2 separate regions of the Homo sapiens genome follow, and region 2 is linked to region 1. A link is an interaction called in ENCODE POLR2A ChIA-PET data of the cell type or tissue named here. Cell type or tissue: PC-9. All regions are shown on one strand. Links, peaks and the distances in the headings refer to the core of each region. The heading gives the core; the rest is flanking DNA.

Evidence for each region. Peaks named below come from ENCODE experiments on the same cell type or tissue, not always from the same donor. Only the 100,000 strongest peaks of a DNase experiment are listed, where the experiment ranks them.
Region 2: POLR2A ChIA-PET joins it to region 1 with 20 read pairs; 7 of 35 experiments call an interaction of 5 or more read pairs at or near these places.

Annotation. Positions count from the first base shown.
Region 1 is chr9:81,734,163-81,741,488 of GRCh38, forward strand. All of the region lies in intron 1 of TLE1-DT (TLE1 divergent transcript), which reads left to right. Among named protein-coding and RNA genes, the nearest start is that of TLE1-DT, 48 kb to the left of the region's middle. RefSeq lists a silencer at 9-170. In PC-9, for the core only: no CTCF peak of the experiment used is centred there; a DNase peak (open chromatin) is centred at 3,839; H3K4me3 peaks cover 444 bases; H3K27ac peaks cover 2,500 bases.
Region 2 is chr9:81,678,815-81,686,140 of GRCh38, forward strand. TLE1 (TLE family member 1, transcriptional corepressor) reads right to left here. Exons shown (of 20, transcript NM_005077.5): 3 at 7,019-7,082; 4 at 6,862-6,906. Among named protein-coding and RNA genes, the nearest start is that of TLE1, 7.1 kb to the right of the region's middle. RefSeq lists an enhancer at 5,481-6,388. In PC-9, for the core only: no CTCF peak of the experiment used is centred there; no DNase peak of the experiment used is centred there.

The sequences.
Region 1 (7,326 bases), core at 2,449-4,948:
CCAGCCTCCGAAGCCATGGAATATCATTTGATCTCATTCTATTTGTGGAAGCAGTTACAAAGATCCACCTTGGTTGGGGGACCCCATCTCTCAGTGAAGGAATGTCAGCATCACATTTTTTTTTTTTGAGACGGAGTTTTGCTCTTGTTGTCCAGGCTGGAGTGCAGTGGTGCATTCTCAGTTCACTGCAACCTCTGCCTCCCGGGTTCAAGTGATTCTCCTGTCTCAGGCCTCCCAAGCAGCTGGGATTACAGGTTCCTGCCACCATGCCCTGCTAATTTTTTGTATTTTTAGTAGAGATGAGGTTTCAACGTGTTAGCCAGGATGGTCTCGATCTCCTGACCTTGTGATCCGCCTGCCTGGGCCTCCCAAAATGCAGGGATTACAGGCGTAAGCCACTGCGCCCGGCCAGCATTACATTTTAAAATGAGCGTGTGGCCAGAAGGTATATTAGGTGTCCATCTTTGGAAAATACAATCAGTGATACTTGTAAACAAACGAATGTTGATTAACATGTGGATTAATTAGCTGAGTACGGTGGCATATGCCTGAAGTTCCAGCTACGGTGCAGCCTGAAGTTCCAGGCTAAGGTGAAAGGATCACTTGAGCCCAGAAGATCGAGGCTGCAGTGAGCTATGATCTCACCACTGCACCCCCGCCTGGGTGACAGAGTGAGACCCTGTCTCAAAAGAGAAAAAGGAAAAAGAAAAAAAAATGTGGATTAATCCCAAAAAATAAAAAAGGCATTAGAATTCCTAGAAAATTATCAGTGTTGTGATGGGAAATGGGTTGGTGGGTGTAGTGATAATTCTTTCTTTACCCTCCTGCTCTGAATTGATGAACATCAAACTCATCCGTAGGTAGTCTCACTGAATTCTATCCAAGAAGCAGCATTTTAAAGATGACTGGTCTTTCGTTCTGTAATTGTCCTGTGTTTTATTTTACTACATAATTTGGCATGAATCAAGTTCAAATCCCTTGTTATTTGTAATGAAAGGTTTCTAGTCATCTTGTTTTCAAATGTTACTTGTAAGCATGTATTAGTTCGTTCTTGAATTGCTATAATGAAATACTGGAGGCTGGGCGCGGTGGCTCACGCCTGTAATCCCAGCACTTTGGGAGGCCGAGGTGGGTGGATCACGAGGTCAGGAGATGGAGACCCTCCTTTCTAACACGGTGAAACCCAGTCTCTGCTAAAAAATACAAAAAATTAGCCAAACGTGGTGGCAGGCACCTGTAGTCCCAGCTACTCGGGTGGCTGAGGCAGGAGAATCGTTTGCACCTGGGAGGCGGAGGTTGCAGTGAGCCCAGATTGCGCCACTGCACTCCAGCCTGGGCAAAAGAGCGAGACTCTGTCTCAAATAAGTAAGAAAGAAAGAAAGAGAGAAAGAGAGAGAGAGAGGAAGGAAGAAAGGAAAGAAAGAAAAAGACTAGAGACTGGGTAATTTATAAAGAAAATAGGTTTCATTGGCTCATGATTTCACAGGCTGTATAGGAGGCAAGGTTGTTTCTGCTTCTGGGGAGCCCTCAGAAAACTTACAATCATGGCAGAAGGTGCGGAGGGAAAGCAGACACACCTTACGTGGCTGGAGCAGAAGCAAGGGCTGGGGGTGGGGGAGGTGCTACACACTTTTTTTTTTTTTTTTTTTTGAGACAGAGTCTCGCTCTGTCGCCCGGGCTGGAGTGCAGTGGCGCGACCTCAGCTTGCTGCAAACTCTGCCTCTCCGGTTCTCGCCATTCTCCTGCCTCAGCCTCCTGAGTAGCTGGGACTACGGGCACCCGCCACCTCGCCTGGCTAATTTTTTGTATTTTTACTAGAGACCGGGTTTCACCGCGTTAGCCAGGATTGTCTCGATCTCCTGATCTTGTGATACACCCGCCTCGGCCTCCCAAAGTGCTGGGATTACAGGCATGAGCCACCGCGCCCGGCCAGGTGCTACACGCTTTTAAATAACTAGATCTCATGATAGCTCACTATCACAAGAACAGCCCCGAGGGGATAGTGCTAAAGCATTCGTGAGAAACTGCTCCCAAAATCCAGTCACCTCCTACCAGGTCCCACCTCCAACATTGGGGGTTACAGTTTGACATGAAATTTGGGAAGGGACACAGATTCAAACCTTATCAAAGCATACCCTTTCTTGTTTGTATGAGAAACAAGAAATGAGGTTTCCCTCCAACTGGACCCTTCTCAATCTCCTCGTAAATAATCCAGATTTTCAGGGTTCAAAATACTTCAGAGCTATAAAGTAGAGACTGCTGAAAGATGTATTCATTCCTCCAGGCCTCCTAGGTGCTATTTAAAATGTTATTGCTTCATATCCCGTAATAGAAGCTGAAACCTTATTGATGGCCTTTCTCCTGATTGTTTGTATGTGGAGGGTGAAGGTTTGGGAATAAAGAGTTGGTGAACTAGAACAGAACACTGAATTAACTCTTTCAGCAAGGCTTAAAATAAAGGAGTTTAGTCTTATAAACTCTAAAGCCTAAAAGATACTGAAGCTTCCAGAATGAATCAGTAGCTATGACAGTGTCATTAGATGCAATAATTACTGGAGGGGTGAAAACCTTGTTGATGCTGACTGAAAATAGGTACATTTAATACTTCTTTTATAGCAACATTTCCAATACTGTACTAATGTGAATATTAACATAGTGTCTGTGTATTAAAATATGCACATTCTGGTTATATAGAAGAAACTTCAAACAGCCATCTTTTTATTATTAATAAAAGGTTAATCAGGTTTATGTTAACATCTTCACTTCATAGATTGGTCTGTTTGCAATAGGGAAAGAAATGAGACCATCAATGGCTAGCTTAAAAAATTCTACCTATAATAATAAACAAATATGCATGAATATAGAGGCAGCCTGAATAGTAGGTATATTTTGGATCTGGTGTAACTAGATACATGGGAAGAAAGCCCTGATTTGTAGCATTTGCCAAGCTATATGGTGCAAATATTTCTACCATGTTTGACTTCTGGCTACCACATGGCATCACAGAATGCGAAGTTGGGAGGAGATACACCCAGTTGGTTCTGTGAGATGTATGAGCGAGTCCTACATCATTGTTTATAATTCTTGGAAAGCCAGTTGGGTGGTAGGTACTTGGATAAGCCTTCTTATAATACTATAGGAAACAAGGGCAAATTTTATTGGCAAGGTCTGTGGCAGAGTCATGTAATGTGCATTGAATCTCCATTTACTCCCTGATAATTCTCATCGGCCAATGGACTGGGAGCAGAGATGGAAACATTTAAAAGTTGTGGAACCCCTCAGCCCTCTCTTCCCTTACTACTGCCATCAGAGAGGTCGCATTCCCAATGGTGCAGATACAAGATGGTGTAACCCATATCAACCTGTTTCCATGAATGTCTGTGTGGAGCCCAATGCCCATTCACCCACACTGGGTATGTACGATGCTTCAGTTTGCTACTACTGCCTAACAAGCTATCCCATACAAAATGGTTTAAAACAACAATTTGTTGTTACTTCTCCAATTTTATGAGTTGGCTGGGCTCACCTGGGGAGTTCTTACAGTCTCGCTTAGAGTCTGTCCTGTGGTTGTGTTCAGATGGTGCCTGGGTCTGGGGTGCTTAGGAAGCTTGACTGTGATTGAACTAAAGATGCTTCTTTGCTTATGTCTGGCACTTTGGTGCTCCTCTGCATAGAGGTTCATTCTTCAGATATTTTATATTGTGAATGGCTCCAAATGCAGTATCAGGAAGTGCCCGGATTTCTAAGGCACTGGGGAGAGCCACAGTGTCACTTCTGCCACACTTATTTCTGTACACTTCCTTGTTTAAAATGAGTCATGAGATCGTGCAGAGTCAGAGTGGGAGGTAACTTTCCAAGGGTGCGATTGCCAGGAGGGAAGAGTCATTGGGAGCCCTTTTTGGAGACTAGCTACCACATACCATGAGTAAGAAACAAACCTTTGTCATGTTAAGCCACTTAGATTTCAGGGTTAATTTGTTCCCTTGGCAAAAACCTAGCCTAATCTGATTAACCCAGAAATTGGTACTGTATTAGTGATGATAAGCTAGAAAAAACAAACGCCCAAATATCTGTGGCTTAACACATAGTCCCCTGGGGATCTGATGACACTCCAGGACTGCGGCCTTCTAATGGTGACTCAGGGGTCCACGCTGCTTGCCTTTTGTTGGTTCACCATCCAGAACATGTGACTTCTAGCTAACTGGTGCAGAGGAAAGAGATCCTGGGGACTCATAGGTCTTCAGTACCTATTAACCAGAACTAGTCATGTGCCCCCTCACTCCAGCTACAAACAGGCTGAGAAATTGTGGGGAGCATGTGGGCATTTGGTGATTAGTAGATGTCTTGGTCATAATGTGATGTGGGATTCTTGGCCTCTTTTTTTCCTCCCTTCCCCTTATCTTATCCTCTGTAAGAAATTTAAAAGAAAGAAAGAGATAGAGAGAAGGAAGGAGGGAAAATAGGAGGGAGGGAAGAAGAAAGGAAGGAATGAATGAGGCAGGAAGGGAGAAAAAATGGAAGGAAGAATACCGGCAGGAATTTGCTCTATAGGATGTAAAATGCAACCACTAAAACTACTAAAAAAAAATACTATCAACAGATACTGCTAAATAAAAACTATTAACAAAGAACTGTAATAGCAGAGGCTTTCACTGTGTTTTTAACCTGTTTCATTTTCCTTTTTAATCAGCAATGATAAGGAAACTAAACTGGATTAAGTGCTATCATCTTGGAGGTGCAAAGGCAAACAAGGAGAAAGAAGTGATTGAAGAGCACTTCAGAAAGCTTGGTACATTCAAATCAGCAGGGCTTGATTACTCGCATCCCAGGACACTTAAGGAATTGGCAAATATAATTGCAAGACCACCAGCCTTTATTTTAGAAAATGAAGGTTGGACAGAAGAAGGTCCTGACAAGTAAAATCAGCAGATGGAGTACCTGTTTTTTAAAAGAGGGAAAAGGACAGCTGTAGTAATTATAGACTATTCAGTTTATCTTGGATACCTGGGAAGATACAAGAGCAAATCATCAAACAATCAATTTGCAACCACCTAGAAGAGTACAAGCTACTGGGTCGTAATCAACGTGATTTTGTGAAGTGCAAATTATGCCACACCAATTTAATTTTATCTATGATAGAGTGATGAGCCTGGCAGAAGAGGGGAAAGCAATATCTACAACTGGACTTCAATAAGGTTTTTAATTTTCATTTTTTTATTTAAAATATTCCATTTCCTGGCTTTTTCAGCATCAATCTTCTGAGAGGATGCTACTTGAACAGCAGTTGGGTAGGCATGATTCTGGGTAAAACCCTCAAAATGGTAAAAACAAGGATTCTACTCCAGGTTGACATAGGTATTAGTAGTAGTTGTTATTATTATTATTATTATTATTATTATTATTATTTTATTTTTTATTTATTTATTTTTTTTGAGACGGAGTCTCGCTCTGTCGCCCAGGCTGGAGTGCAGTGGCGTGATCTCCGCTCACTGCAGTCTCCGCCTCCTGGGTTCATGCCATTCTCCTGCCTCAGCCTCCCGAGTAGCTGGGACTACAGGCACCCGCCACTACGCCCAGCTAATTTTTTGTATTTTTAGTAGAGACGGGGTTTCACCATGTTAGCCAGGATGGTCTTGATCTCCTGACCTCGTGATCTGCCCGCCTCGGCCTCCCAAAGTGCTGGGATTACAGGCGTGAGCCACCGTGCCTGGCCATTGTTATTATTATTTTAATCAATTGATGTAGACAAAGATGACAGTAGTGAGGTGAAGATGGCATTCTCCATCACTGATGAGAAATATGACAGAAAATAGAAGATGTAAAAACTCATTTAAGGGGTCCAACAGCTAAGTAATATGAGATCCAGAAGTGGAGAACAGACAAAACGGTATAAGGGACATTACTCGAGAAATTATATAAGAAAATTTCCGAGAAAAGGACACATTTTTACATTAAAATAACCCTCTAAGTGCCAACTGTGATAAATGGGGAAGATAACCCACTTGGACATAATTTTGTAAAATTTTAGAACTCTAAGAATAAACAAAATTTTTGAAAGCTTTGAGAAGGAAAAATTAGGCCACCTATAGAGGAATGTAAATTGAACAGCCAAATTCTCATTAACATCTCTGGCTGCTGGAAAATAATAGAGTAGTCCTTTCAGTTCTGGGAGAAATTAAATTTGAAACTAATTTACATATCCAGCCTACCTATCAATCAACTGTGAGGGTAGAATGTTGGTGTTTCATACAAACCAGGACTTGTAAAATTTACTTGGAAAGACTCCTTTTTTAAGTTATTTGAGCATGTATTCCAGCAGGATGAAGAAGTTACCCAAGAAAGATTAAGGCAAGGGATCTTTCTAACACGAGAAAGGAAAGTAGTGTGTGATAAAAAAAAAAAAAAAATCATCCATTTTGAAGTAGGAGGACAAAGAGTGCCAAAGAGAAGGACTCTGGGACAAAAGAATTGCATGTAGTCCATAGTGTTACTAGGAGAACAACAACAACAAAAGTTTTAGTATATGATAAACTATATATTTAGTCAATAAAAAGATAGGCAATTAATAATTCCAGAAAAACAAAAAGCCAGTTGAGTATGTTATGGCCCAATTTAGAAGAATAACATATAATTTTCAGTAATTTAGGGAGTGTAAGAAAAAGACTAGTACATGGTGCTAAGACATTTTTCATTGAATATATGAAGGGTATGATAAACATATGAAGATATGACACTGCCCTCATAGAAAGGAAAATTGCATTCCTAATATGCTACCTAGTTCAGCAGTGCACAATATTGATGTAGTCTTACTAATGTAATTACTTTTTGTTGTTGTTGTTTTAACTACAGTCACCATCCTGTATATTAGATCTCTAGAATGTATTCATCTTCTAAGTTAAAGTTCATCCTTTACAGTCAACTTAAGGACAAAGAAAGGAAGATCTTGATTATTTTGCAAAAAAAGGCAAGCATTATTCTTCATAATATAAAAGTATAGCTGACAAAAGGTGGGAAGTGGAAAGAAGGAAATATGAAGAGAAGGATAGTATCATAGATACCTGCAACTTCTATAATCTGAAGTCAGGATACTGACTCAAGTTTTTGGAATGAAAAATTGATGTGTAGCATACTATTTTAAGTTAAAGGGTAACCACAACAAAACTTAAAAATAATGACATAACTACCTAACACTGAAGGAATTGGGAGGAAGAAGAAAACATAAATGAGCTAAATTCTTATCTTTTATACCTGGAGGCCATTAGATAACCAAGAAATTGGAAAGAAGAGTGATTTTTTCCAAACACTTCATATATTCAAAGCATGCAT
Region 2 (7,326 bases), core at 3,229-5,728, 55 kb before region 1:
GGATGACAGAGCAAGACTCCATCTCAAAGAAAAAAAAAATTAGGGGCTGGGACCAGTGTCTCACACCTGTAATGCCAACACTTTGGGAGGCTGAGGAAGGTGGATCACCTGAGGCTAGGAGTTTGAGACCAGCCTGGACAACATGCAGAAACCCCATCTCTACCAAAAAATAATTTAAAAAAAATTAACCAGGCGTGGTGATGCACGCCTGTAATCCCAGCTATTCCAGAGGCTGAGGCAGGAGAATCACCTGAACCCAGGAGGCGGAGGCTGCAGTGAACCAAGATTGCGCTACTATACTCCAGTCTGGGTAACAGATTAAGACTCTATCGCCATTAAAAAAATTAAATGTTAAATAATGAAACATGTAATTTTGCTAAATCACAGGTTATTTGATAAAATCATATATCAACACTTCCTGGATTTTCATTAAAAAATATTACGGTGACTGGGTAGTCTACAAACAATAATTTTAAAAATTTTTCTTCACTTTTTTTTCTTTTTTTTTCCCCTGTGGACCCTGCTCAGGAAGAAACACAAGCAGCAAATCTGAAATCATTCCTTTGCAAACAATTTTAGAAACCATACTTTTGTTAAATCAGGTGAATGGCAATACATGAATATCTTAATTTATGTTAAAATTTCAGTGCAAATTTATTTCACTTTTCAGATCAAACCACACCTCACGGGGAAAAAAAATCAGAAAACCTCTCTCCTCCTGCCCACACCTGCGCATCCTAGTTCCACTTAAAACATCACACCGTATTCACAGAACAATCCTCTGGTGAGGAGTATTTTGAAGGTACAGATGCCTATTCTTGTCAAATAAGCCCACCGACAGAAACAGCTGTCTAAAATTTACTTAAAAACCACTATACTAAATACCCTGTAGTAAAGGTACTAGTTGTGAGAATTTCCATTTTTAAAAATCAGAGGCAACAATAAGCAATGGGGAGGGGAGAGGGTAGGAAACGAAATCAATCAAAGCTTTGAGGAAAGCCAGTAAGTTTCTCAGTTTCCTCCCCTTTAATCCACTTCTGGAGACCACAAAAGGTTTAATAATAAAACAGCAAAGACTCAGATCCATGGAAACTTAAAATGGTTCCATGAGCCAGTAACTGAATATATTTTTAGTTTAACTACCACTCAAGATGATTTATTTAAATATTTACTAAAGAAACAGATTTTCTTTCTGTTTCTTAATAAACACTATTTGGGAGAACATCTTAAGTCCTCTGGCGAAGGACGCTCCTCAATTTGCACGCACGAGGTGCTGGGTTCTGCGGGTGTATGCTGGGATGGCTCCCACCATGCGAGGGAACAAACAGACTTTTGTCTAGTCTAACCCTCATTATACAGAGAGGGGAACTGAAGCCAGGGAACGTGTTCATGACTTGCCCAGTCCCGAATGGAAATCCCCAATTAAATGACTTCAATGAACTACAACGGAACCAAGTCAGAGCCTATAGTTCATGGCCACTCCCCACAGGACAGGTAACCAAAGGCAGAAAGAGGGGGAGGCAAGGGAGGTGCTGTGGCCCTGCAATGGCCTGACTCTACCTCCTGTCCTCACCCTATTCCCAACTCCCCCTGTTGGATCCTGCCCTAATACAAAATTTGGACATGTTGTTCCTTGAAGATTTTGGGGGCATTCCGTTTGAATTTTCAAAATATTGATCATGATAACTATGTTTTGTGATTTTCTTAAAATCCATGCCCAGGGACTCCCTTGCCTTACTCCAGTGCAAGTCCAGGACAAAAACCAGCCACTGGCCCACTGCTGAAGGGTGGGGAAGGTGACTGAGAGGTGAGAGATCAGTCCTGCTTGCTGATAAGAAACAAAGGCTAATCTTGCACCTCGGAATCTAGGCTCTAAATGCAGAGAGCTTTCTCTCTTTTAACTTATGCTTGCAAAGAACAGGCCTGGCTAATGAAGTTGAGGACCACTCCAATCTTGATGACAGCTACCCTCTTTGTATGACAAGATTATTAACACCTGCTGGAGCTTAACTCTAAGTGCCTATACTCTAGCTAGTCATTTCCCTGTGTGAGATGTTGACTTAGGGGGAAAAAAAATCTCAAAGTGAGAAACTGTAGACAAAAACACACAGGGTTAAAAAAAAAAAACAAAAAAAACACTAAGGTAAAATTTGCAAAAGAGTAAAAGAATCACATCTAAGGAAATATCCCACAGGTGAGTCCCTAACAGTCCCATCTAAATACTTTTTTAAAAACCCACTAAAGAACAACGCATTTTTCTAAGAGAAATTTTAAAGCACACATCAAAACTGTAAAAGCAGTTTCACTCCAAAATTTACATGGCCTGAGATGTTGCTTGCTGAAATATCACATGGAGCTCTTTCCCTTTCCCAACCAGGATTGCAGAATATATCATCCTTCCTTTCAGATTTTCAGAGCTAGTCTTTTCATTTATTTTTAAATGCTTCACCATCGGCCGGGCACAGTGGTTTATGCCTGTAATCCCAGCACTTTGCGAAGCCGAGGCGGGGGGAATCACTTGAGGTCAGGAGTTCGAGACCAGCCTAGCCAATATAGTGAAACCCCATCTCTACTAAAAATAAAAAATTAGCCAGGCATGGTGGTGGACTCCTGTAATCCCAACTACTGAGGAGGCTGAGGCAGGAGAATCGCTTGAACCTGGGAGGCGGAGGTTGCAGTGAGCCGAGACTGTGCCACCACACTCCAGCCTGGGTGACGGAACGAGATTCCGTCGCGCAAAAAAAAAAAAGAAAAAAAATTCTTCACCATCCTGGAGAGCCCAGTGCTCTCACTCTGCCCATTCTTCAGCAGAACACAGGCACAAAGTGACTGATCAAACTCCCTCCCCATCACTGGGTCTCCACCAGGATTCCTGACTTGTTTCTTCTTAAACATACTTTAACCTGAGGACAGTACTGCTCAGTAGTTTTATCTACCCATGGCCTGTGACCCTCCTCTCCCCAGAAAGACCAGTCAGCGGCACTGCTGATTCTCCTAACTTTTAGAACATACATTCAGTCCTGACATGTCTTACAAATCATGAAGTTCATCAGCACAAAGAGTCAGAACTGAAGAGGCAGGCACTAGGGAGACATGGTCCACCTCATCTTCCTGATGGCAGCATGAGGGGATAGGAAGAAGCACAGACAGGCCGGGTGTGGTAGCTCATGCCTGTAATCCTAGCACTTTGGGAGGCCAAGGTGGGTGGATCACTTGAGGTCAGGAGTTCGAAACCAGCCTGCGAACATGGGTGAAACCCTCTCTCTACTACAAAAAAAAGAAAAAAAAAGTTAGCCGGGCATGGTGGCGGACACCTGTAATCCCAGCTACTCCGGAGGCTGAGGCAGGAGAATTGCTTGAACCCAGGAGGCAAAGGCTGCAGTAAGCAGAGATCGACCACTGCACTCCAGCCTGGGGAACAAAGCGAGATTCCATCTCAAAAAAAAAAAAAAAGCAGCAGCAGCAGCACAGACAACCCTGGAGGAGGCAACCCAACTCAAGCTTCAATAGATGCGTGGCCTTGAGCAAGTCCCAGACTCTGAACACGTGCACACAGCTGTAGGCAGAGCAAAACACCTACCCAATCTACTCTGGAGGATGCCTATGGAGGTCACAGAAGACAAATCACATTGAAAACTGTTCATTACTGTGCAAATTAAAGCCACCAATGACAATTTATAGCATGGCTTCATCAGCATGCTGAAAAGATAACATGAGTGGGCTAAAATAAGGTTTATGTGTGCATTTACAGTACATCTTGTTCCCAAAAATATCAAATGAGGTAATATCAAACCATATGACAGACAAAAACATTTAAAGATCACGCCACCACACACACTAGGCACAGCTAGGCAAACCACCAGGCTCACATCAACTTGCTGTTTTTTAATGCACCCTAACACTCTGATGGTATCAGAACTGCCTCAATTTTCCATGAGACATTGTCTACCTCTACTGTATAGAGATATCTAGAGTTTACCATCCACACAGATAAAGATGGGCAGACAGGGATCTATAAAGGGCTCCAAGAAAAAAATATTCTTAGTGCTACCATGAAAGACTTAAGTATCTATTACCATTCCTGTTTCATTGCCTTTTCGGTAACCCGCCACAAACGGGAGCAGAGAAAGTAAAGGCAAGGCTTATCAGGAAGTGTTGACACAACCTAAACACGGGCTGTGGGCACCACACCAGGAAAGGAAACCACAATTATACCATTCTTGATTTGGATGCACTTTCACTTTAAAACTTCCAGACAGGAAAGTCAGCAGTGAGATTTGACACTGAAATCTCTAGAACTCACTCCGACAAACCCGTTGAAAGGTGGGAAGGGAGAGCGGTCGTCACACTGGAGACAAATCTTAACAGCATTAAAGCTCTCTGTACGGAAAGTTTCCCCATCACTGCATTTTTTTTTTTTTTTTAGTAACAAAGATGTTGTCAAAAATGACAATTTTTTGTGTCCCCTGATGATGCCTTGCTAGCATTTGGTTATAAGCCATAAAGCAGGAATAATTTCAGCCTGTCAGGAGTCTCGCTAATGCCCAGTTTCCCCCTAGAGAGAATTCCTGTCAAATCTAATGAGAGCTCCAAAGGCCCTCTCTACAATATAATGAGCACTTAGGCCATGCTGGTGATCAGGCGGCAAAAAGCATCAATTTGAGCTTGGCTACACCCTGGGGGCCAGACGTCACCAGTTTTAATAAGAATTATGATTACTAGCTGCACCAAATGCCTCCTCAGAACTTATTATTAATGTGTGACATTCAGAAGGATGTTTTTCAAATGTAAGTCCACTTTAAACTGAATTATAGCACTACTTTGCACAGCACTCTAGTTAAGGGTCTGTCAGCATTTCCAATATCAACTAAATTTCAGGAGGCTCAGTACCCTACTATGAAGAACATGGTGTCTCTCAGCTTTTCACGTTTTTCAAATTGCTAAGCCAATTATACACAGCATATTATTAATGCATACAGGCTCACGGACAGACAGTATATAGCCACAAATGCCTCACTCTGTATAGAAACTCATTAGAAAACTATTCTCACACCATGGTGCTTCTGACCCACTTCACCCCTTCTCCCTACATGATAAAGAAGAGGTCATCCCGCCACATAACCTACAGGAACCCAGAAGAATTACACACCTCTTTTAGCTCCTCCAATAAACCCAGCACCAGCATATAGCATCACACTGAGGTGGTGTTCCCTTGTAAAAGAGTCAATGAGGTTATTAAATCCTTTGAGTTTATGGGTTTAAGAAAAAGCTCAGTCTCCTCTTACTCTTCCATAATATCTGTTATCCAAAAAAAAGTGCCCTTCAGAGTAAATTAAAAAAAAAAAAAAAGATTAAACCGCCTAGGCCAAGTTTATTTGCATAATTCACTTAAATGACGATAGATGTTAGCCACAGATCTTCTAGCCCATTTACTATCAAGAAGTTACAAGTGCCTGAATAAGGCACTAGCCACTGAGAAACACACAAAAACAAAGGCACAAACCCAACATAAAGTAGGCTACCAACTTTGTAAATCATAGTAAAATCTGCATTTTTAAAGGCCCAATTACATTATTAATAAAAGGCCCTGAAAATCACAATCTCTTTCCAAACACAAATCTGAGAACAGATCTAATGTACACGATAACTTAACATTATGAAATCTATGATGAATTAAAAATCAAAGAGTGCGGAGTTACAAAAGCAGAATTCAACTCTGAAACACACTTGCTTAATGAAAGTCTTTGAATATAAGGAAGATCTGAAGGCTGAACTAATCAATTTCTCCACTGTGCCCCAGCCGGTCAGCCATGCTCTTTAATTTAATGAAACAAGGGTTTGAGATGAAATAGCACATATACATCAAGTAAGAATTGTATTGTTGCACTTTGAAATGTGTCCAACTGTGCAACTTCATCTGATGATAATTTTTTAAGAGGCAATCGATTTCTAAAAGACTTATTGTACCAGCGTCTTGATGAAAAAGTGAATGTCAGCGTATCTCCAGAATACTTACACCCTGCCATTAATGCTTTCTTTGGCAGACAATGACTACTCAATCGAGGGTCCTTTGGGCTGAGCAATCATTTAGCTTTTCTTCTCTTATGAGGTCCTTAGTGCCTTGTTCCAGCTCAATACTCTTTTTATACACCATTATAGTAGCCATAAGTGTGAATTTTATGGGAACTTGCAAACTCATAGTCATTGCTAGAGCTTTCCAGTCACTAATCTTTTCATGCTTTAAAAACCACTAGGACTGAAGCAACTCCCAACATATGCTCTGGCCATAAAAAGATGCTTTTTTCACATCCACACCTGCAACAACTGAGAAATTTTTCAAAAATTTGTTTGCTAATAAGCCACTAATCCTGACTATTGCTTCATGCAGCCCCAAAGCATAAAGAATACTCCACAGATAGTCATATACCTTGATTACCACGATTAAAAAAAACTCCTGAATACCCTTCTTTCCCCCCAACAGGTCCACACTTCCTTGCAAAACAGCACAAAAACATTAACTATTCTAAACTTCAGCAACTGTAGAAGATACCCAGCCCTTTCAAGAGGATAAATCTATACAGGTGAAAAAGTAAACTCAAGTCTTAATTCCTATCTGTCAATAAAGAGGCTAGTTTATATTTCCAAAACACCTCTCCCTCTCCTAGTCATTTAAACACTTGTAATTATCAAGAAGCAACCCTTGATGCAGAATACTACCATCAATCCACAGGACAGGAAACCAAGGCAGAAAAATAGCATACAAACCCCCACCCCTAGAGCCCACTACTGAGAACAAAGCCAGTATTATTAAATCATATGAACTGATGTCTCATTTCAGCTTGAAGTTCAACTAAAGCTTACCTGTTTGTGCATTTCAATGTTTAATCCATATGACATTTCATAATACTGTAAAGAGAAAAAAGAATCAAGCATTTCATTAACTCATGTTTTTTACACTCTGCTAACACGTTTGCTAATATCATATGAAAAAGGAAAAAGTCCAATCTTTGATACCTACCATCACATAGTGCCTCTGCATTTCTGTCTTTTCACTTGCCAGTTTCTCACATTCCAATTTAAGGCTAGGAAAACAAAACAGGCAACTTAATGTAAACATTATGTCACTTGTTTTAACATCTGCCTCACATATTTGCACTTCAAGTAAAAACACAGACCAATTTGGAAAAGCCATAAACTATCTAGGTAAACACCCAAAAGCTTTGTCCTTGCATTTAATAGGGAAAAGGAATAATGTGAACAATACAAGGTGTCCATTCAGCTACCATTCTTCTTGGTGCCTATCTGGTTAGATGACAAGAATGAAAA